Linked DNA regions of Homo sapiens: region 1 is linked to region 2. Evidence: chromatin contacts called from ENCODE Hi-C or POLR2A ChIA-PET data. All regions are on one chromosome and are shown on one strand. Each heading gives the region's core, a stretch centred on a gene start or an enhancer-like site at or near the end of the contact. The rest is flanking DNA. Distances are from core to core; before and after follow the strand shown. Region 1 overlaps TTLL1 (TTL family tubulin polyglutamylase complex subunit L1). Region 2 overlaps PACSIN2 (protein kinase C and casein kinase substrate in neurons 2).

What was found. Hi-C counts contacts between places; a loop is a spot of excess contacts on that map. ChIA-PET counts read pairs that join two places held with the same protein, here RNA polymerase II (POLR2A). Pooled maps may share reads with other maps.
Region 1: a pooled map shows a loop between it and region 2 (1.9-fold over the local background). The contact joins two enhancer-like sites. A Hi-C loop is called at or near these places in 1 of 168 maps with a recorded cell type or tissue (cardiac septum), 1 of 37 single-sample maps with no recorded cell type and 1 of 50 pooled maps. POLR2A ChIA-PET finds 5 or more read pairs at or near these places in 7 of 52 experiments (A549, GM10248, GM12878 and 4 more).

The regions. Positions count from the first base shown.
Region 1 is chr22:43,083,790-43,088,812 of GRCh38, forward strand. All of the region lies in intron 1 of TTLL1 (TTL family tubulin polyglutamylase complex subunit L1), which reads right to left. Among named protein-coding and RNA genes, the nearest start is that of TTLL1, 3.1 kb to the right of the region's middle. Within about 2 kb of position 2,187, at least 4 of the 41 ENCODE cell types and tissues checked have a DNase peak (open chromatin) inside an H3K27ac peak, as active enhancers do.
Region 2 is chr22:42,915,670-42,920,690 of GRCh38, forward strand. All of the region lies in intron 1 of PACSIN2 (protein kinase C and casein kinase substrate in neurons 2), which reads right to left. Among named protein-coding and RNA genes, the nearest start is that of ARFGAP3, 61 kb to the left of the region's middle. RefSeq lists an enhancer at 289-1,067. Within about 2 kb of position 2,987, at least 6 of the 41 ENCODE cell types and tissues checked have a DNase peak (open chromatin) inside an H3K27ac peak, as active enhancers do.

The DNA of each region.
Region 1 (5,023 bases), core at 937-3,436, 170 kb after region 2:
TGGCTTAGGCTAATTAGGATTTATTCCTGAGTTGGGGATATGATCACCTTCCCTGAGCAAAATTCTTGATTTAATTAATCAAGAAAAAAAATGAAAAAAGGATATGTGTCAGCTACAAGTGTCTTAACAGATCAGCTGAGCCAACTGAGATTTAACAAGTTGAGACTCTCAAAGCAGTTTGGTTAATTTCCTTGACATTATTTACTAATGCTTACCAAATTGCTACTCTGTGTCATACTTTCTACTAACCATTTTACCTAACAATATCATGGCATTAAAATAAACTAAATCCTTATTCTCGTCAAAAGGGATGCCACGGAAGATAGAAACAGAGTTCCTGTCTTCTGAAAAAACTCTAAACATATTTTTTTTCTTTTTTGAGATGGAGTCTAGCTCTACTGCCCAGGCTGGAGTGCAGTGGTGCAATCTTGGCTCACTGCAACCTCCGCCTCTCAGGTTCAAGCGATTCTCCTGCCTCAGCCTCCTGAGTAGCTGGGATTACAGGCACCCGCCACGATGCCCAGCTAATTGTGTATTTTTAGTAGAGGTGGGGTTTCACCATGTTGTCCAGGCTGGTCTTGAACTCCTAACCTCACGTGATCCATCCACCTCAGCCTGCCAAAGTGTTGGGATTACAGGTGGCTCAGAGCTACTGTGCCCAGCTGACACCTTTTTCCTTCTTTCTTTGCAGGCTCCCCACCTGCTTTTTCTAGGTTTCTTTTCTTTTTTTGAGATGGAGTCTTGCTCAATCGCCCAGGCTGGAGTGCAGTGGCGCGATCTTGGCTCACTGCAAGCTCTGCCTCCTGGGCTCACGCCATTCTCCTGCCTCAGCCTCCCGAGTAGCCAGGACTACAGGCGCCCGCCACCACGCCCGGATAATTTTTTGTATTTTTAGTAGAGATGGGGTTTCACCGTGTTAGCCAGGATGGTCTCGATCTCCTGACCTTGTTATCTGCCCGCCTCAGCCTCCCAAAGTGCTGGGATTACAGGCATGAGCCACTGTGCCCAGCCTTTTTTCTAGGTTTCAACCACAAGCTTCCAATCTCTTATCATCAGGTGGTTAGGTTGGAGTAATTCTAGCCAGGGCCCTGGCTGGGCACTGGAGCTCAACCATGCCTGCACAGAGTAAGGAATGACAAATTTATATCATCATTAAGAACAAAAGCTGCCACCTTTTTTTTTTTTTTTTTTTTTTTGAGATGGCATCTTGCTCTGTCGCCCAGGCTGGAGTGCAGTGGCGCGATCTCAGCTCACTGTAACCTCCACTTTCCAGGTTCAAGTGATTCAAGCGATTCTCCTGCCTCAGCCTCCCGAGTAGCTGGGACTACAGGCGCATGCCACCATGCCCGGCTAATTTTTTGTATTTTTAATAGAGACGAGGTTTCACTGTGTCAGCCAGGATGGTCTCCATCTCCTGACCTCGTGATCCGCCTGCCTCGGCCTCCCAAAGTGCTGGGATTACAGGTGTGAGCCACCGCGCCTGGCAAAGCTACCACTTATTAAGCTCTAGCATGTGTCAGGTACTGGGTGGGGTAGTTTATGAATATTCTTCTCCACTGTGTATATTATCGTCTCATGTGATGCCCAAAGGCAGATGATATGATTTGTCTGTATCCCAATCTCAACTTGACTTGTAATAATCCCCACGAGTCAAGGGCAGGGCAAGGTGGAGATAAACGAATCATGGGAGTGGTTCCCCCGTACTGTTCTCGTGGTAGTGAATAAATCTTGTGAGATCTGATGGTTTTATAAATGCGAGTTCCCCTGCACAAGCTCTCTTGCCTGCCACCATGTATAATGTGCCTTTGCTCTTCCTTCATCTTCCGCCATGATTGTGACTGAGTCAATTAAACCTCTTCCTTTTATAAATTACCCAGTTTTGGGTATGTCTTTATTAGCAGCATGAGAACAGACTAATACAGCAGGAATTCTCCGCATTTTACAGATGAGGAAAATGGGGGCCAGAGAATAAAAAGAAGAGGAGAGTGTGCAGCCTGTGGACAGCCTACACGCTTCCCTCCCACACCAGATGGCAACTGTTATTTCACATGTGCCTCCCACATTAGATAGCAACCTCCTGCGGGGCAGCAGAGTGGGCTGGCTCAGGAGCGGGCTGGCTCAGGAGTGGGCTGACTCGTGTCTGTTCTCATGTCGGGCACGCAGCCAGCCAGGCCTAGCGTGGGGCTCCAAAATCGTGTGTAGACAAGTGATCCACCGGGCCACGCCCCACAGTGTGGAAGAATGGGTGATTCCTTCCCAACCCTAAGCAATACTAAGCCGTTTTCCTTAGAAAAGTAAATAAATACCTGATATCAGATTGTTTTATTGTTGCTTCCTCCTAAAACAGAAAACGGAAGTGGGGTTAAGGGTACTGAGTAACGTGTTATTATCTCTCCTGGTTCACGTGAATTGATGCATCTGAATCTTACGTCACTTTCTAAACTGAGCATCATAAAAACCTAACCAGGAAAAACAGAGTGACATATTGACCTTTTATGTTGAATGCAGCTCACAATTGGAGTTGGGGCTGTCACCACCTGAAGTGTGTCAACCACAGAAAGCCATCCTGAAACCAGAGAGCTGCTGGTTATTTTCAGAAGACAACCTGGGTCTCGCTCCTGGGGCAACTGGGTAGGATCGTCATGAGCTCAAAGAGAAGGTTTCCCATGAACACCCTGGATATCAGGGCCACTGGTGGTCTAACTTCTCATCCACCCACACAGCCCTGACAGCCACTCAGTGCCAGGCCTGTAACAGACAGACATTAAACTGAGAGCCCAGATGGGGGCGAGGAGCACAGGAGACACATTTAACAAGCTGTAAGGCCTGCCTGCAGCAAAGGGCTTCAACAACACATCACAGTTCAACTGTGGCCGGGGAAGGAAGGGATGGTTAATTTGATCCAGCAGCAAATCAGGTCAGCTCCACTCCAGAAGATTCCAAATCCATCCTCCACTCCCATAATGTCCCCTCTCTCCTGGGCAACTGCAGCAGGCCCCACTCTGTCCCCTGCTACTCTTCTCACTCCACTACAACCCATTTCCCACCCAGCAGCGGACCAATGTGTGACACACACAACACTAACCATGTCACCCTGCTCACTACCCCACAGTAGCTTCATACTGCATTCAGAATGAAGCTAGTGGTCCTCCATGGCCTACGAGGCCAGCCCTGCAGATCTGGACCATCACCTCTTAGGCCTTGTCTCTCACCAACCCTCTTTAGCCCCTGGCCTTCTTTCAGCTCCTGACACCCCACAGGCTGCATTTTGTCTTAAGCCTTTGCTCGTCCTCCAGATCTGTCCCTTCTCAAAAGTCAACTGCTCAGAGTGGCTTTCCCCAACCACTCAATCTCAATCCTCCTGACTCCACCACATTGTCACTTTATTTTCTCCATGGCACTTGGGTTGTAAGCAATCATTTAGTCCAGTGCTACTCAAAGCATGGCCCACATGTGAGCAGCACCTGGAGCTTGTTAGAAATACAGATTCTTTGGGAGGCCAAGACAGGTGGATCACCTGAGGTCGGGAGTTCGAGACCAGCCTGGCTAACATGGTGAAACCCCGTCTCTACTAAAAATACAAAATTAGCTGCGCGTGGTGGTGCACATCTGTAATCCCAGCTACTCAGAAGGCTGATGCACGAGAATCACTTGAACCTGGGAGGTGGAGGTTGCAGTGAGCTGGCATCACGCCACTGCACTCCAGCCCGGGCAACAGAGTGAGACTCCATCTCAAAAAAAAAAAAAAAAAGAAATACAGATTCTTAGCAGGGCACGGTGGCTCACGCCTGTAATCCCAACACTTTGGGAGGCCAAGGTGGGTAGATCACCTGAGGTCAGGAATTCAAAACCAGCCTGGCCAACATGGTGAAACCCTATCTCTACTAAAAATACAAATATCAGCCGGGCGTGGTGGTGGGCGCCTGTAATCCAAGCTATCTGGGAGGCTGAGGTGGGAGGATTGCTTGAACCCGGGAGGCAGAGGTTGCAGTGAGCCAAGATCGCACCACTGCACACTCCAGCCTGGGTGACAGAGTGAGACGGTCTCAAAAAAAAAAAAAAAAAACCAAGAATATGGCCAGGCACAGTGGCTCACGCTTGTAATCCCAGCACTTTGGGAGGCCGAGGTGGGCGGATCACCTGAGGTCAGGAGCTCGAGACCAGCCTGGCCAACATGGCGAAACCCCATCTCTACTAAAATTTAAAAAATTAGCGGGGCATGGTGGCGCGTGCCTGTAATCACAGCTACATGGGAGGCTGAGGCAGGAGAATCGCTTGAACCCAGGAGGCAGAGGTTGCAGTGAGCCGAGAGCGACCGCACTCCAGCCTGGGCAACAAAGCAAGACTCCGTCTAAAAATAAATAAATAAATAAATAAAGTAATAACAATGTCAGTGATGACTTCATGTTGAGCAGGGCATTCGTTCACAGCGGTATTGTCACTGTCCATCTCCACGCCCGCACTGGGTGACAGTACCATGCTCCACAGTGACTGCTTACCAGTGTCTGTAATTTGAGGGCAGAGAAGGGCCCATCTTTTTTTTTTTTTTTTTTTTTTTTTTTTTTGAGACAGAATCTCGCTCTGTCGCCCAGGCTGGAGTGCAGTGGCGCAATCTCGGCTCACTGCAAGCTCCGCCTCCCGGGTTCACGCCATTCTCCTGCCTCAGCCTCCCGAGTAGCTGGGACTACAGGCCCCCGCCACCATGCCCGGCTAATTTTTTTTTTTTTGTATTTTTAGTATAGACGGGGTTTCACCGTGTTAGCCAGGATGGTCTCGATCTCCTGACCTCGTGATCCTCCCGCCTCGGCCTCCCAAAGTGCTGGGATTACAGGCGTGAGCCACCGTGCCCGGCCGGGGCCCATCTTTTTGTACCGCCACAACCCGGCACCATAATGTGCTCATCAAACGTTTCCTGAGCAAAGAACCTGCTTTGCAAATGCCAAAAGGGCTAACAATGATAAGATACTTTCACTTCCAGAATTAATCTCCTCTAATGCCCCAGCTACTCTATGGAAAAGGATGA
Region 2 (5,021 bases), core at 1,737-4,236:
TCTTTATTAATTTAAGTAAAACAGAATTAGGAAGACAAATCTTTTTATAAAATGCACAAGGCATTTCAGACCCAACAGAAATTACTTTAGGAAGCTCTGCACCACCACTTCAGTTCTTGAGCTGGAATAATTCACAATCAACTACTTTCATCTGAACCCTCTAAGCACATCTTATACAAGGTCTCACTGAACTGTGCAGTCAGAATCTAGCAAAGATATCCGAAGCCCTAAGGCGACACTGAGGCAAGATATAGAAAACCCAAAAAGACAGAGACTGTGAGGGGAAGAAATGAAAGTCTCCTGCCCAAAGAGTCAGTGACGTAATGCAGACGAGGTGCCTGTGGGGAAGGCCTGGGATGGTGGAAGGCGGGAAATCCGAGCTCTACCACTGGCCAGCTGGGTGACCGCAGAAAGCCATGTAATTTCTCTGAACCCCAGTTCCTGAGCTGTGCTTTACCAGGTTTCAGTGAAGGTTAAATGAGATGAAGGTCTCAGTACCCCCAGGTCACAGGCCGTGGCACGGCCTACCTCAATGGGAGCATTGTTCTTGGCCGGCACCCTGGGCTTCAAAGTGTCCTTGCTACTTCCTTCAGCTCCACAGTCACAAGGAATGCAGGTAAAGGGGAGGACCTGGGGGACAAGAATCTGCACCACAAAGAAAACCCAACTGATTGTACAACCATGGCCAATCTGGGAACTCATTTCTGATGTTCACAGAGCAACAACCTGGGGTGGGGGTGGGGATGGGGGGTGGGGAAGGGGGGCCTTGAGGGCAGGCACCGAGCTGAGTTCTCAATGACAACTCCCAAGTCCCCTCTCTCCTGCCCCTGCTCCGGGATATGAGCAGCAGGGGCCCTGTCCAACCACCTCACCCCTCCCACGGCACGCCGCACCAGCCTCAGCGTATGGGACTCTCCTGGCTCCCCGCTCTCACCCTGACAAGCCTCCCTTTCCTCCCCCAACTGCTTGCACACCTTGCAGTCCGCTCTATGGCTCCTCCCATCCCTCCCAGCACTGATCTCTGGAACTCCCATGACTTCAAACGGCATCCATGTGCAGGGACACACCAGCAGCTCTCAAGAGGCAGCCTCTCAACCCAATAAGGTGATTTCCTCGCAGGCATGGAGAAGGCCCAGCAGTGACGAAGTCACCTGGCATACATCTGACACCCTAAAAGTGATAGCCATTGTTCTTAGAATCACCACAGCAAGCCACCCGAAGGTACTCGGAAATGTTGGTGACTGGGGCTGGGTTTGATTTTTGTTTTCCTGTCATTGTTGCTACTGGGATAAGCACTTTTGGTGACGCTGCCACCTGCCACTGTGACCTTGCCACCAGCCCTCCCTTCTTCAACAGCAAAGAAGCCAGTCATACCCACCCCTATGGCGACTCCTCATGTGCCAGACACTGCGCCCCATGCACTACACGCGTGCACTCCATTTAGTCCTAACAACTCTATGGGGTAGCGGTTTCGCCATGGGCATTGTCAAAGCAAGGAACCTGGGGCATACAAAGGGTTGGAGCTTGCCCAAGCAGCGGAGTTGAGACCTTAATAAAGGCAGGCTGACAGCAGTCATGCTCTTAACCACTGATCTTAACCACCTCAGTGCTGAGTTCAAATCTTCTAGAACATATAACATGAAAAACTAAATATCGGTCAGACACGGTGGCTCACACCTGTAATCCCAGCACTTTGAGAGGACAAGGCAGAAGGAATGCCTAAGCCCAGGAGCTCAAGACCAGCCTGGGCAACATAGTGAGATCCCATCTCTACAAAAAGTAGAAATTAAAAAAAATTAGCCAAGCATGGTGGCACGCACCTGTGGTCCCAGCTACTCAGGAGGCTGAGGCGAGAGGATTGCTTGAGCCCAGTAGGTCAAGGCTGCAGTGAGCTATTATTGTGCCACTGCACTCCTGCCTGGGCAACAGAGCAAGACCCTATCTCAAAAAAACCAACCAAACAAAAAAAAAAGTGAACACGCACTGCTCTGCGGTGTGCCGTGATGAACTACTGCTATAGTCCTATTTCCAGGCACAGTCTGTCGATCTTGGCCTTTCAGAAGATGTTAGTAAGCCATGGTGGTTTAATCTGCATTTCCCTCACTGATTGGTACTCTTTTCTTTTTCTTTTTCTTTTTAGAGATGGGATCTCACTATGTTGCCCCGGCTGGCCTTTAACTCCTGGGCTCAAGGGATCCTCCTGCCTCAGCCTCCCAAGTAGCTAGGACTACAGAGTGTGTGCCACTGCCTGGCTATGCTCTATCTTTTTATGCCTTAATGGTGCCATTTGTTGCACGGGAACACTCAGTCCCAGGGCAACTGTATTTAAATATAATGTTTACTGCACCAATATTATCCCCACTTGCCTGGCAGAATCGTGGTGAGGGTCAACTGAGAAGGATGTGAAAATGCTTTGTAAAGTAAAAATGTCCTTTGCAGGTAACAGTTGCTATGGTGGGCATGACCCCATCCTGAGTAGGAACCAGCTGCACACCAGGGCCACTGCAGACAGGCCACACCCTAGAATAGCCATGCTCAACCTCATAGGGAGTCCAAGGAGCTAGAAGAGCTGCCTCATGGCACCATGCAGTGTTCAAAAGCTATTTGATGACTGAATTATATCCCCCAAAGACAGCTATATTGCCTGGAGTCTGCCATGTTTGCATCAAACCAAGCAAGACTGCTCCACCTGGGAGCCCAAGCTACAAATTTTCTAGAAGTGGGATAAACCACCATCCAAGCAGCTACCAGCTACTCAGTACCTCTCAGCACCAACAGATGGGTGAGGTGAACTTCAGATATATTATTTTTGTACCTCAAAAATCCTATAAAAGATGTATTATTGTTTCCATTTGATGAAAAGGCAACCAAGATACAGATAATTCAAATCACTGGTCACAGACCCATAGCTCTTAAGTGCTAGGCTGAGACTCAACCCAGACCATCAGACTCCACGCTGCCCAACTCCAACAAGACACCACATGCCCAGCTACCAGGCATTTCCAGAATCCGGCAATCTCTGGCAGCGAAAAGAAGAAAGGGCAGGAGGATTCTCCAGAGTCCCACCACCTGCCAGGGAGGCTGGAGCCTCAGGGCTTCCACATTGACCCTGATCTCTACCACATCCCCAAAGGCGCTGGGCCTGTCAGGAAGTACTACTATAATTTTTTTTTGACACACACATGTCCTTAACCATAAAAATGAATCTGCTTGCAGCACCCTCTCAGCTGAAGAAACACATAAGCTGAGGAGACTGAGAGGCTTCTGAGAGCGATTGTTTCTTCAAAACGAGGTCAGGTAGGGCATGTTTCCTGGCTCTGCTTCATTCATTCTTCCAGGTTGAGCCGACTACAACGACCTTTACCATACCTGTGCACACGTATGGGACAAGCTGCTCTTTAATGCCAAACAGTGCTGGAGCCTTTGGAAATCAATTTATTAATGCAAAAAATATGTAAAATGTGTATTTAATAATTAATTGGGGGCTTCTCATCTGGAAGGTAAAGTTCCTGGGAAGAGAGTGTGATATTGAGTCGAAAATGAGTCTCAGCTCCACCTCTGTAATTCAGCTATTTGTCCCCTCTGAGAGCCACTGTCCTTGTCTGTAAGGCAGTACAACATGGGCTCTCATTACCTCCCAGGGTATTAAGAGGCTCGGGGCGACAGCTGTGAAAGAATTTTGAGAAAGTGCAAAGTGACAGACAAATGAGTCATCCCTGGTCTTTCCAAGGACAGGGACTCATCTGGCACTTCTTTTGCACATTTCAGACTGTCTGGCACCCAGTGGTTGACTGATTATTTCTTCCTAAAGAAACTGAACTCAGGCTGGGCGTGGTGGCTCACGCCTGTAATTCCAGCACTTCGGGAGGCTGAGGCAGGCAGATCATGAGGTCAGGAGTTTAAGACCAGCCTGGCCAACATGGTGAAACTGTGTCTCTACTAAAAATACAAAAATTAGCTGGGTGTGGTAGCATGCGCCTGTAATCTCAGCTACTCAGGAGGCTGAGGCAGGAGAATCACTTGAACCCGGGAAGTGGAGGTTGTAGTGAGCCGAGATTGCACCACTGTACTCCAGCCTGGGTGACAGAGCAAGAACCTGTCTCAAAAAAAAAAAAAAAAAAAAAAAAAGAAAGAAAGAAAGAAAAAGAAAAAGAAACTGAGCTCAGCCAGGCACGGTGGTTCACGCCTGGAAATCTCAACACTTTGAAAGGCCAAAGCAGGTGGATCACTTGAGGCCACCCTGGGCAACACAGTGAGACCACCATCTCTAAAAAAAAAAAAAAGAAAAATTAGCCAGGGGTGGTGGTACACACCTGTAGTCCCAGCTACTCAAGAAGCTGAGGTGGGAGGATCACTTGAGCCCAGGAGCTGGAGGCTGCAGTGAGCTACGATCATACTGCTGCACTCCAGGCTGGGTGACAGAGTGAGACCTGGTCTCTAAAAGAACTTTAAAAATTAAAAATAAGAAAGAATCTAAAAAAGAAAAAAAGAAACTGAGCTCCAATACCGGAATTCAATGCTGAATGAGTTCTGTGAACTCTGAACAAGGGCTACACGTGAGGGAGACTGTTCCTGCACACACTCCAGACCTGAACTCACTCTCACGGGCTACCCTGGGTGCCATGCAAGATGAATCAGAAGCATGCCATCCGAATTCCAACAAGTGATTTTGAAATAAACTTTTAGAATGGGGTGGTGTGTGCTGAGTTATTCTGGATTCTTTCCCATCACAATGGCAAAAACATGTAAGAAAATATGTTTCCCATGTAGTTCCTCTGAATTTATTTCTTTTCCAAAATAATGACATTACAGCATGGCTATTTTAGTGTCACTTTTTGGAAAGAAACAAATTCAAGGGAGGCAAACATACCTCCTTCTCCTTCCTCCCAAAGGCCTGCTGAATTAAGAGGTGGAAGCTGTAACAACGCAGAAACAAGGCCGCACCGCCCATGGTGGAGGACGTGCTGGAAGAGAGCAGCCAGGTGTGCACCAGGAGAAGAAAACCACCTAAAAACGCCAGT